Linked DNA regions of Homo sapiens: region 2 is linked to region 1. A link is an interaction called in ENCODE POLR2A ChIA-PET data of the cell type or tissue named here. Cell type or tissue: A673. All regions are shown on one strand. Links, peaks and the distances in the headings refer to the core of each region. The heading gives the core; the rest is flanking DNA.

What was found. Peaks named below come from ENCODE experiments on the same cell type or tissue, not always from the same donor. Only the 100,000 strongest peaks of a DNase experiment are listed, where the experiment ranks them.
Region 2: POLR2A ChIA-PET joins it to region 1 with 5 read pairs; 2 of 35 experiments call an interaction of 5 or more read pairs at or near these places.

What each region holds. Positions count from the first base shown.
Region 1 is chr17:7,357,534-7,364,670 of GRCh38, reverse strand. No RefSeq gene overlaps it. Among named protein-coding and RNA genes, the nearest start is that of TMEM95, 5.9 kb to the right of the region's middle. In A673, for the core only: no CTCF peak of the experiment used is centred there; no DNase peak of the experiment used is centred there.
Region 2 is chr17:7,215,587-7,220,586 of GRCh38, reverse strand. It overlaps DLG4 (discs large MAGUK scaffold protein 4), which reads left to right and starts at 2,960. Exons shown (of 20, transcript NM_001321075.3): 1 at 2,960-3,469. The coding sequence starts at 3,440. ACADVL (acyl-CoA dehydrogenase very long chain) reads right to left here and starts at 649. Exons shown (of 20, transcript NM_000018.4): 1 at 541-649; 2 at 390-465; 3 at 58-123. The coding sequence starts at 602. RefSeq lists enhancers at 1-357, 4,630-5,000 and a silencer at 316-525. In A673, for the core only: no CTCF peak of the experiment used is centred there; DNase peaks (open chromatin) are centred at 736, 2,906 and 4,776; H3K4me3 peaks cover 3,342 bases; H3K27ac peaks cover 4,677 bases.

The DNA.
Region 1 (7,137 bases), core at 842-5,841:
GAGACTCCGTCTCCAAAAAAAACTGCTTAGACTGTCTGACACGCTGTCACCGTACACATTAGTTATCATTAACTCCATTTTGCAGGCAGGAGGACTGAGGCTTAGGTTGCTGAAGTAATATCCCCCCGTGCACATGGCTAGGATGGACCCGGCCAGCCGTGTCATAAACCCAAGACATTTAGTGCCATGTCCTAGGCTCCTTTTTCTGTCCCACTGAACCAACTATCTGTTTTGAAGAAATAATACCTAGTGGCATAAAAAACACTGTTTGGGCCGGGCGTGGTGGCTCACGCCTGTAATCCCAGCACTTTGGGAGGCCAAGGTGGGCAGATCACGAGGTCAGGAGATCGAGACCATCCTGGCTAACCCGGTGAAACCCCATCTCTACTAAAAATACAAAAAAATGTAGCCAGTCGTGGTGGCAGGCACCTGTAGGCCCAGCTACTCGGGAGGCTGAGGCAGGAGAATTGCTTGAACCTGGGAGGCGGAGGTTGCAGTGAGCCAAGATTGTGCCACTGCACTCCAGCCTGGGAGACAGAGCGAGACTCCGTCTCAAAAAAACAAAACAAACAAAAAAAACACACTGTTTGATCATTGCCCTGGACTTCTTGAGTCAGGAATTCCAGCAGGACACTGTGGGGTTAATCTCTGCTTTACAATATCTGGTGTCTTGGAAAAATAAAAGTCTGGGGGTAACTGGACATCTGGGGGCTGTAATATCACTCATATGTGTGGCAGGAGATGCTGGCGTTTGGCTGGGACCCCTCATATGGACTCTTCCTGAAGTCTGGGCTTCCTCAGAGATGGTGACTAGGTTCCAGAGTGAGTCCCCAAGAGACAGAGAGTGGAAGGTGCCAGTTCCTTAAGGCGTGGGCCCAGAAAGTGGAGCAGTGTCACTTCTCCCACATTCCATTGGTCAGCCAGACACAGAGCCCAGATTCAAGGGAAGGATCCATAGAATCTGCCTCTCCATGGAAGGCAGGTCAGAGAGGATTTGGGGGCCACTTAAAAATGTTTCTGCACCCACAGCAGCCTCCCTTGTTTGGGAGGTGCTCAGAAATACCAGCCCTGTAGACCATATTCCAGTGGGCTGGCTTTATGTGCACAGAAAGAAACACAGGCCCGGTGCGGTGACTCACGCCTGTAATCCCAACAATTTGGGAGGCTGAGGTGGGCGGATCACTTGAGCTCAGGAGTTCAAGACCAGAATGAGCAACATAGTGAGATAGTCTCTACAAAAAAATTTCAAAATAGCTGGGCGTGGTGACATGTGCCCATAGTCCAGCTACTTGGGAGACTAAGGTAGGAGGATTGCTTGAACCGGGGAGGCCAAGGCTGCAGTGAGCTGTGATTGCACCAGTGCACTCCAGCCTGGGCTACAGAGTGAGGCCCTGTCTCAAAAAATAAATAAATAAATAAAATGCTTGGGACTGTGTCCCACATATACTGGCACTCACTCAGCATTAGCTGTTATAATATCTTGTTTAAATATATGCCTGGCCGGGCGCACTGGTTCACATCTGTAATCCCAGCACTTTGGGAGGCCAAGGTGGGAGGATCACCTGAGGTCAGGAGTTCGAGACTAGCCTGGCCAAAATGGTGCAACTCTGTCTCTACTGCAAATATAAAAATTAGCCGGGTATGGTGGTGCACACCTGCAGTCCCTGCTACTTGGGGGGCTGAGGCAGGAGAATCGCTTGAACCCGGAGGGCAGAGGTGGCAGTAAGCCGAGATCACTCCATTGCACTCCAGACTGGGCAGCAAAGTGAGACTCTATCTCAAAAAAAAAAAAAAAAAAAAAAAAAAAAAGACATGCCCTAGCTCTCTTCCTTGCCTGCAGTTTATAGACCTGGCTTTTTTTTTTTTTTTTTTTGAGACGAAGTCTTGCTCTATCTTCAGGCTGGAGTGCAGTGGCGTGATCTCAGCTCACTGAAACCTCCGCCTCCCGGGTTCAAGCGATTCCCCCACCTCAGCCTCCTGAGTAGCTGGGACTGCAGGCACGTGCCACCACACCCGGCTAATTTTTTGTATTTTAGTAGTAGAGACAGGGTTTCACCGTGTTAGCCAGGATGGTCTTGATCTCCTGACCTGGTGATACGCCCGCCTCAGCCTCCCAAAGTGCTGGGATACGGACGTAAGCCACCGCGCCCGGCCTGGCCTCTATTTACCCTGACATTCCAGGCTTTCCATCAGCAGCTCCCACTTGTTATATCTGCTCCTCAGGCCAGAGCTGTTCAAAGGTAGCCCTACCTGGAATCTCCACTTGAATGCCCCTGCCCGGGCATCTCAGATTCCATATGTTCAAGCTCACCTTCCTCCCTGAGCCCATCACTTCTCTGTGACCTCTCTGGAGCTTCGTGGCAGCGCCAACTGTACCCTGGACATTCTCTTCCTTCTTCTCTTCCTGCCATGCCCACATGCCCACTTCTCATCAGTAAGCAAGTGATCTACCTGTGTAATACTTCCTGGAATCTGGCCCCCACATGTCCCTGCGGCTTTATCTCTCAGCACTGCCCACCCAACGCACCCCCCACGGCCATACTGAATCACCTGTAGCTGCCCAAACACCTCCTGCTTTTTCATCTGTCATTGCCCAGGCTTGTCCTTATACCTGGGATGTCTTTCTCCTTTGGCTCAGGCACAACCTCTTCTGAGAATCCTTCTCTGAGCCCCTGGGGGTGTCCCTTCTCTAGACATCCCTCAGCTGTGTCACATCAAGGTGGTGGTGTTTCTTTACCAATCCATCTTCCCTCCAAACCATGCCCTGCCCTATTAAACCACCAGCTAACAGGTTTTTTGTTTGTTTGTTTGTTTGTTTTCGAGACCGAGTCTCGCTCCATCACCCAGGCTGGAGTGCAGTGGCATAATCTTGGCTCACTGCAACCTCCTACTCCTGGGTTCAATCGATTCTACTGCCTCAGCCTCCAGAGTAGCTAGGATTACAGGCACCTGCCACCACACCTGGCTAATTTTTGTATTTTTAGTAGAGATGTGGTTTCACCATGTTGGCCAGGCTGGTCTCGAACTCCTGACCTCAGGTGATCCAACCACCCTGGCCTCCCAAAGTCTGGGATTACAGGCATGAGCCACCGTGCCTACCCACCTAGTGGTTTTTTATCTTTGTTTCCACAGTGTTTGGCACATGGCAGACTCCAGGGTATGTCCTTGACAACCCCAGCCCCTTCTCTGAACCCTTGTGATATAAATTCCTCTAGTAAGCTCTTCCTGAGCATGTGGCATGAGAGGTTGGAGGAGTTTGTGTTTCTTTCTTTTTTTTTTTTTTAAGACAGGGTCTCACTCTGTCACCCAAGCTGGAGTGCAGTGGTGTGATGTCAGCTCACTTCAGCTTTGACCTCCTGGGTTCAAGCGATCTTCTCACCTCAGCCTCCTGAGTAGCTGGGACCACAGGCATGCGCCATCACACCCAGCTAATTTTTTTTTTTTTTTTTTTTTTGAGACGAAGTCTTGCTCATCCCCCAGGCAGGAGTGCAGTGGCGCGATCTCGGCTTGCTGCAACCTCCGCCTCTTGGGTTCAAGCAATTCTCCTGCCTCAGCCTCCCAAGTAGCTGGGATTACAGGCATGTGCCACCATGCCCAGTTAATTTTTGTATTGTTAGTAGAGACGGGGTTTCACCATGTGGGTCAGGCTGGTCTCGAACTCCCGACTTCGTGATTCACCCGCCTTGGCCTCCCAAAGTGCTGAGATTACAGGCGTGAGCCACTCGCCCGGCTGACACACCCAGCTAATTTAAATTTTTTTTTGTAGAGATGGGGGTCTCACTATGTTGCCTAGGCTGGTCTCAAACCCCTGGGCTCAAGCGATCCTCCTGCCTCGGCCTCCCAACATGCTGGGATTACAGGTGTAAGCCACTGTGCTTGGCCTCAAGCATTTTATATTAGCTTATTTAGACTTCACAGCAATCCCATAAGGTAACTACTACTGCATTTCATTGAATTTATCACGAATTTTAATATATCAATTGTAATATATACTATTATTTTATTTTTTAATATTTAAATTTTTTATTATTATTTTTTTGAAATGGAATCTTGCTCTACTGCCCAGGCTGGAGTACAGTGGCGTGATCTCAGCTCACTGCAACCTCTGCCTCTCGGGTTCAAGTGATTCCTCTGCCTCAGCCTCCTGAGTAGCTAGGATTACAGGCACCTGCTACCACTCCTGGCTAATTTTTGTATTTTTAGTAGAGATGGAGTTTCACCATGTTTTTCAGGCTGGTCTTGAACTCCTGACCTCAAGCAATCCACCCACCTCAGCCTCCCAAAGTGCCGGTTTTACAGGTGTGAGCCACCGTGCCCTGCTGATATACCATTATGTTATATACTGCTAAGAAAAAAATACTATCCACTAAGCCATGGCATACCTTCAGTTTAAGATGCATTCTGACTTCAGAGATGTTCAAATGTAAACAGATTAAAAACGTTATATAGAGTCAATAAAATACATTTACTGCATTTAAAAGATGAGGAGGCGAGGTGTGGTGGCTCACACCTGTAATCCCAGCACTTTGGGAGGCCGAGGCGGGCGGATCGCCTGAGGTCAGGAGTTCGAGACCATGCTGGCTAACACGGTGAAAACCCGTCTCTACTAAAAATATAAAAAATTAGCCCGGCGTGGTGCTGGGAGCCTGTAGTCCCAGCTACTTGGGAGGCTGAGGCAGGAGAATCGCTTTAACTAGGGAGGCAGAGGTTGCAGTGAGTGGAGATCGCGCCACTGCACTCCAGACTGGGCGACAGAGCGAGACTCCATCTCAATAAATAAATAAATAAATAAATAAATAAATAAATAAATAAATAAATAAAATAGAGAAAACAGGCACAGAGAGGTTAAATAACTTGCCCACGGTCCAGTAAGAGACAAAGCCAGGATTTGATTGAAACCAGGCAGCCCAACTCCAAAGCCCAAATTCTTAATCATCATTTGATGTGGGGCTGGGGGTCGTGAGCAGTGTGGAGTTTTCAGGGAGGCCAGCGCGGCCGCTGAGGGTGAAGAGCATTCCAGGAGAGCAGGCAGCCTGGTGGCGCCTCTGGGAGACTGGGATCCACTGTGAGAGGGTTCTGGGTGGGCTGGGGCTATGGAAGGATGGGACAGACAGGATAGAGATCCTTGAAAAATAGGCAGGACTGGCCGGGCATGGTGGCTCAGCACTTTGGGAGGCCGAGGCGGGCGGATCACTCGAGGTCAGGAGTTCCTGACCAGCCTGGCCAACATGGTGAAACCCCGTCTCTACTAAAAGTACTAAAAAAATTAGCCAGGCATGATGGCGTTGCCTGTAATCCCAGCTACTTGGGAGGCTGAGGCAGGAGAACTGCTTGAACCTGGAAGGTGGAGGTTGCAGTGAGCCAAGATCGCGCCACAGAAGTCCGGCCTGGGCATCGCAGCGAGACTCTGTCTCAAAAAAAAAAAAAATAGAAAGAAAGAAAGGAAGGAAGAAAGAAAGAAAGGGAGGGAGGGAGGAAGGAAGGAAGGAAGAAAGAAATGGGCAGGACTGGTTGGCCTCCTGAATATTGACTGTGAAAACAAGGATGGCTCCAAAATGTTGAACCTGGAAAGAGGGGACAGCAGGGGAGGGTACGGGCACCTACTGCCGTCCAGAGCAGGCAGGAAATGTGGCTTCCCATCCCTCTTGGTGGGTGGATACTCACTAAGTCTTTGTCAAATGAATGAATGAATGAGTTGTATGATCTTGGACAAGTTATATGATCTTACATGATCTCTGGGTCTCATTTTTTTCATGTGTTATATGAAGGGATTGGAATTGAATGTGTAAAACAAAAAGAGAGATACTTGGCTGAATGCAGTGGCTCATGTCTGTAATCCCAACAACTTAGAAGACTGAGGCAAGAGGACTGCTTGAGGCCAGGAGTTTGAGACCAGCCTGGTCAACATAGTGAAACCTTGTCTCTTAATATATATATATATTTTTTTAATTTTAAAAATCGGCTGGGTGTGGTGGCTCATGCCTGTAATCCCAGCACTTTGGGAGGCCGAGGCAGGCAGATCACCTGAGGTCAGGAGTTTGAGACCAACCTGGCCAACATAGGGAAACCCCATCTCTACTAAAATACAAAAATTAGCCAGGCATGGTGGCAGGCACCCGTAATCCCAGCTACTCAGGAGGCTGAGGCAGGAGAATTACTTGAACCCAGGAGGCAGAGTTTGCAGTGAGCTGAGATCATGCCACTGCACTCCAGCCTGGGCAACAGAATGAGACTCTGTCTCAAAATAATAATAATAATTTTTAAATTTTTAAAATATATATATTGAAAAAAAAGGGCGAGGTACGGTTGGGTGCAGTGGCTCACACCTTAATTCCAGCACTTTAGGAGGCTGAGGTGGGTGGATCACATGAGGTCAGGAGTTCGCCACCAGCCTGGCCAACATAGTGAAACCCCATCTCTACTAAAAATACAAAAATTAGCCAGGCGTGGTAGCGGGTGCCTGTAATCCCAGCTACTTGGGAGGCTGAGGCAGGAGAATCTTTTGAACCCGGGAGGTGGAGGTGGCAGTGAACCAAGATCGCGCCATTGCACTCCAGCCTGGGCAACAAGAGCGAAACTCCGTCTCAAAAAAAAAAAAAAAAAAAAGAGAGAGAGAGAGAGGTACTACCGTGGAAGGGGTAGGAGTTCTTCTACCCATCCTTAGGACCTCTCTGGGTACCCCAAACAATGATTCTAACCCTGGCTGTGGGTTACAGTAACCAAGGCCCCATATAGGACCACTTATTCCAGAATCTCTGGAGCTGGGGCCAAAGCACAGCTAGTTTTAAGGCTGCCCAGGTGGTTCTGATATGCAGCTGGCTGAGAACGCTTACCCTGGAGCCTCGAGGTACCCAGTTTGAAAACCCCTGGGCTAGGTAAGGGCTGGAATCCCTGCCAGGCCTAGGCACTCAGACTGTGCCTTGTGGTTGGCAACAGGCCTCTCTTCTCATGTTCCATGTCCCACGTTCCATTCCCAAACCAAAAACTCCTGATAGGCAGGGGACAAAACACCAGGGTTTCTCAACCATGCTCTGACATTTTGTTTCTTTCTTTTCTTTCTTTCTTCTTCTTCTTCCTCTTCTTCTTCTTCTTCTTCTTCTTCTTCTTCTTCTTCTTCTTCTCCTCCTCCTCCTTCTT
Region 2 (5,000 bases), core at 1-5,000, 140 kb after region 1:
AATTTCAGGGCTCTGGTTGGGTCTGGCTAAGGTCCACCTGGCCTCGGGGCTACCTACCGCCTTGGCCGGTTTTTTCCTGGTCAGAGCGTCAGAGGGGTGGGAATCTGACTTGTCCAGAGCCAGCTGGGAAAAGAGACGGTTAGCAAGTTCAGGGAAGGGACTTCCGCTGTGTCAAGGGGAGAACAGGCGAGAGCCGCGCGGGGAGGCGGCGCGAAGCGGTGACCTTTCCCCTAGTTTCGCCCTAGGGCACCCTGGCTTGCCCTTTCCCCTACTTTCGGCGACTGAGCAGTAGGCAGGTACCTGGCACCAAGAGGGAGATCCCTGCCGATGGCGGGCGCCGAAGCGGACCGCCGCTCCCACACCCCCTTGCCAAGGCTGCGGTGACTTACCTGAGCGGCACCCCCGGCATAGGGCCGCCGGGCAGGGCCGGGCCGGGGCTGCCCCAGGAGCGCCGTGAGCCGCGAGCTGTGGGGAGTGGGGGTTCAGTGCCGGCCCGGTGCCCAGGGCCGCTGCCCACCGTCCCTCTTGTCACACACAGACCTTCCGCCCCCGAGCCTCAGCAGCTGCCGCCCCAAGCTCGCGGCCATCCGAGCCGCCTGCATCTCCGAATCTCTCCGGGCGCCGCTGGCTCGAGCTCTGACCCAGCTCTGGCGTCCTGCACGCCCACGTCCTGGCGCCCCTAACCCTGACTCATCGTCCACAGTGCACCGGGCGGCGGACGGTTGCGGGCCCCGGGGCATGCTGGGAGCTGTAGTTCCCTGGAGCCCGGCCCTGCGTTCCGCTGACTTAGAGGGATCTCCAAGCGTCCCTCGTCTCCCCCAAACTCCTTAATCCCGCCCGTCCGACCTAGAGTCTAGTCCTCCGACGGGGTGATGGGATAGGATGGGACAGAAGAGGAAGGGGCTTAAGTCACTGCAGCCAGAGGGATGGAGGTGGACTGAAGGGAGGGCTTCTCCGGTGGGGTTAGAAGGGAAAAGTAGGGAAAGAGAAGTGTAAGGTAGATGGCAGAGGCAGAGACATGGAAAGACAGACTCTAGGGTTCCTGATGAAATCTATCTCGGCCAACACAAAAGGGAGGGTACAGTGGTGGGGGGCACCCAAGCTAGGGTGTGAGTACCCTAAGTGTATTCTTCTGAGATGTAGGCCATTCACTAACTCTTGGAACAGCTACAGTTTCACAGTAGGAAGACCCCCCCAGATTCACTGCCCCTCCCTTAGTAAAGCCTCTGAGACCTTCCTGAACATTCCCTTCTGTCTTTGCCCTCTGTTCCTTCCAGAGACCATGTGCCCAGGCAGATGGATTCCTCCCGGGCCTGAGAGGAACTGCAGGAATTCTCCTGCCTCTTACCCGTAAAACCCCAACTTCTCTAGCCCTAGGGCAGGAAGTCCCAAACAATTTCTACCCCTTTTTCTGCAATTCTCATTGGGGTGAGAGGAGGCCCAGGAGGAGAGAGAGCTGGGCTCAGCTTCTTTTTGAGCTGCTGGAGCCCTCTGTGAGGAGGCCCTCTTTGCTGGCTTCTCAGGAGAGCGTGGCTAGGTTCTGCCTGCCTATGGGAAGAGGGGGCCAGGGTGTGTGGAGCAAGATGGTGGCGGTGCTGGTGCCTTGGGACCTGGGGGAATGGGACAGCTGGTCGGCTCAGAGACGGCCTACTTTACTCACAGCTGGAATTTAGTGGGGAGAAGCAGCTCAACTCCAATCCTGGAGGATTAGGGAGATTAAAGTGAGAGAAGAGAGAGATGTCCCAGAGACCAAGAGGTGAAAAACAGGGCTCCTTGTGGAGGGGAGGTCTGGGAGCGAAGTGGGGGGCTGGGGCTCGGAGATCCTTCTCCCCAAATCTTTCCGTAGGGGCTGGGGTGAAGGGCACAGTCTGGGGAGATGAAGTGACAGTGTGTTCATCTTCCTGTGTTGGCATCTTCCCTGTCCCAATTCTCCTTGCATCTCACTAGCTCCCAGGTCAGCCCTCTGGCTCCTGGCACCCCCACTGCTGCGGTGGGCACCCCCACTCCTCACAGTGCTGCATAGCGACCTCTTCCAGGCCTTGCTGGGTGAGTAGCCCGTTTTCTGAGGGACCTGGGCCTCCAAGGGCCATTACTGAACTTCGGGGGCTGTTTGGGAGCCCAGAGATCATTTGGTCCAAGCTGGAGCACCATGCAGGGTCCTGCCTATGGTGTCCTCCATGAGTGTGGACCAGCCTTGGCTGAAAGGGCTCCTCCCTTGCCAGCCAGCCAGCAGCGGTGATGACAGGGGTGATGTGCCTGGAGAGGCCTGGGGTGGGGAGGTAACTCAGTTCTGTTCCTGTGACAGACATCCTGGACTATTATGAGGCTTCCCTCTCAGAGAGTCAGGTAAGGAGGTGGGGGCGAGCGCCTAACTTCCTGAGGGGCAGGCAGGGCTGGAGGGGTGAGCCAAATATCACTAATATTACCTGGAATCTTGGGGGCCCTGCTGACAAAAGCCTGAGTCAGTGGCCCAGGGACTTGGGGCACCGAGAATGCACTCTCTGTGGTCCTGTACCCACTCTCCCTTTCTTCCTCGTTTTCTTTGGCTGCCCCAGTTTCAGGCACTAAAGAGTCTAGGGCTTAACTTTTTAGGTTTCCCCCTGAGAAACCTGAGGGAGAACTAGGCCCCCAGGGATTGCCTCCTTCAGCTCCTCCCTCACACCCGACCCCCTACCGCCTGCCGAGAGGCCTCCCTCCCGTATTCAAATAACCGTGGGTGCTCCCAGCCCAACTATAGATGCTTCCTTCTCTAAGAAATGAAATCCAGCCTCATCGTCTTTGCTGTCATCGCTGGTGGCTGGCCAGGTCTCCATGTTTGCCTCAGGGGCCTCTGTGCTTCTGCTTCTATCTCCTTTCCCATTATCCGGGTTCCTGCCAGCACAGAAGGAGTTAACTCTGCCAAGGCACCCCCCCCATTCTGGCTCCTAGCTCCCTCCCTCCCTCCCCCTGCTTCCTCTCTCCTCCTCTCTCCCCTTCCCTCTTCGGCTCCACGGCTCCCTCGGCCGCTGCCGTTTCCAACCCCCCCACCCCACTCCCCCGCCACGGCCCCTAGCCCCTGGCCGTTTGGCAAGACCCCCCCCTACCCCGGGGCTCCCCGAAATCCAGTTCCCCTCCCCCACCCCAGCTCATGCCCCAGCCCCCGAACTCCGGGGCTGCCAGCCCCCGGTGCCCCCGCCCCTCCTGAGAATCGGGGTGTGCTCCCCAAGCCCCCTCCCCTCCACTGGGGAGCCCCTTTTAGGGCCCCCTTCCCCTCCCTCCCACGCTCCCCTCCCCTTCCCTTCTCCAACCCCCTCCTTCCCCTCTCACCCCTCCCCCCATCCTGGCCCCCCCTGCAAAAGTGGGGTGCGGAGGGGGGAGGGGTGAGAACCCACGGAGGGGAGGAACGAAACTCCGATGAAGTCAGAGCCCCTTACCCGCCGCCGCGGCCAGGCCCCCCAACATGGACTGTCTCTGTATAGTGACAACCAAGGTAAGCATGATGGGGGGGCTATAAACTGGGGGGAGGGTATGAGTTTGTGGGGAGGGGTTAGTAGGCCTTATCTGGGACTGGCGCCCCTGGAGTGGCAGCATCAGAAGTAAGATGTATTTGGGGGTCTTAATTTAGTTTTGGGGTTCACATCTGAGAAAATGCAGGATTTGGCCACAGGTGCCCCCTGGAGTGATCCCTTTGTACCTGTAGGGATATGGAAAATTTAGGATATTCCATGGTTCGGGGGGCCTGGCGGGTTTGGGGGTTCATCAGCGCTGTTTGAGGGAGACTTATTTAAGGAGAAGCCTGGCTCATAAGGGAGTCCTGCTGGTGTATGTGGGAAGGTGGGCTATGTTGGGGGGTTCCTCTTTCCTCCCCAGGGAAAAGCTGGCTTCCAAGGGCCTTGTCCAGTTTTGGGGGGCTCCTGGCATGGGGTAAAGGTTATTGGTTGTGAGTGCCTGACTGATCTGGGGGTGTCAGCTGGCAGGGAAGGGGTGGGCCTTCAGACTCTAGAACAAGCATCTCGTGGTGGCTGCATTTAGGGATGCTCTCTCAATTTGAGGGAACTGTTAATTTAGGGTTCAGTCATATAGAATGGAGGTAGTTGGAAGTTGTCAGAGGGCTGGGGCCCTGGCATGGGATCACCTGAGGGAATGGACCAGGTGAGGCAAGGATTTGGGGGTACTCCCATAGGAGGCAGAAGATTGCAGCAGCCGAGCTTGCCAGCCCCTGAGGAGGAGGATGAGAGGCTTAGGGAGAGAGGGGATTTGAGGAGGGGGACCGGGTGGGTGGTGCACAATTTGGGGGTGGCCCAAAGGCAGGTGCCCAATATCCCCATCTCCTCCCACACTGTATCTAGCCCTGATCAAGAGAGAGGGAGAAGAGCAGATGTGGGGACTGTTCCAGATACCCCTGACGCTTGGGATCAAGGTGGGGGAGGACACCTGGATTTAAGGGTCCCTGAGGGCTTATGACCGAAGTTACTGAGGTTACTGGGGTGAAAAGGTGTAGGAGGAGGGCAGGGCTGGCAGCGATGGGGATCTGTGCAAGAGTGTCCCTCTGGTTGGAGCCTGGCAAAGGCAGGAGATCTCGGATGGAGCACAGGCGAGCTCCTGGTGGGATGCAGATACCTAGGCTCTCCTTGGAGACTCTGGGACTGGAGAGCTGGATGCCTGGTGTGTGGAGGGAGGCTTGGGCGGGTGGCAGGCAGCTGGGGGCTGGGGGGTGGGACAGGAAGTGGGGGCCGGGGGAGGCGGGGTCCGGGTGAGTCACAGGCTGGGGAGGGGGTTATATTTAGTGGGAACTGCAGCTTTTCATGGGAGGGAGCTGAGGACACACATGTTCCCTGCCACAAACTCACACATGTGTGTACACATGCATTGTGCACGTGTGAGGATGGTTGGAAGAGATTGGGGGCTGAGGACCTTTAGATCTGGAGCCCCCACCCTCTCTCCACCAGGGCGACTTTCTTGTCCTTCATTCTGTGGGTTTCGGGCTTTCTCCCAGGCTGCCTCTTCCCCACATCCCCTGT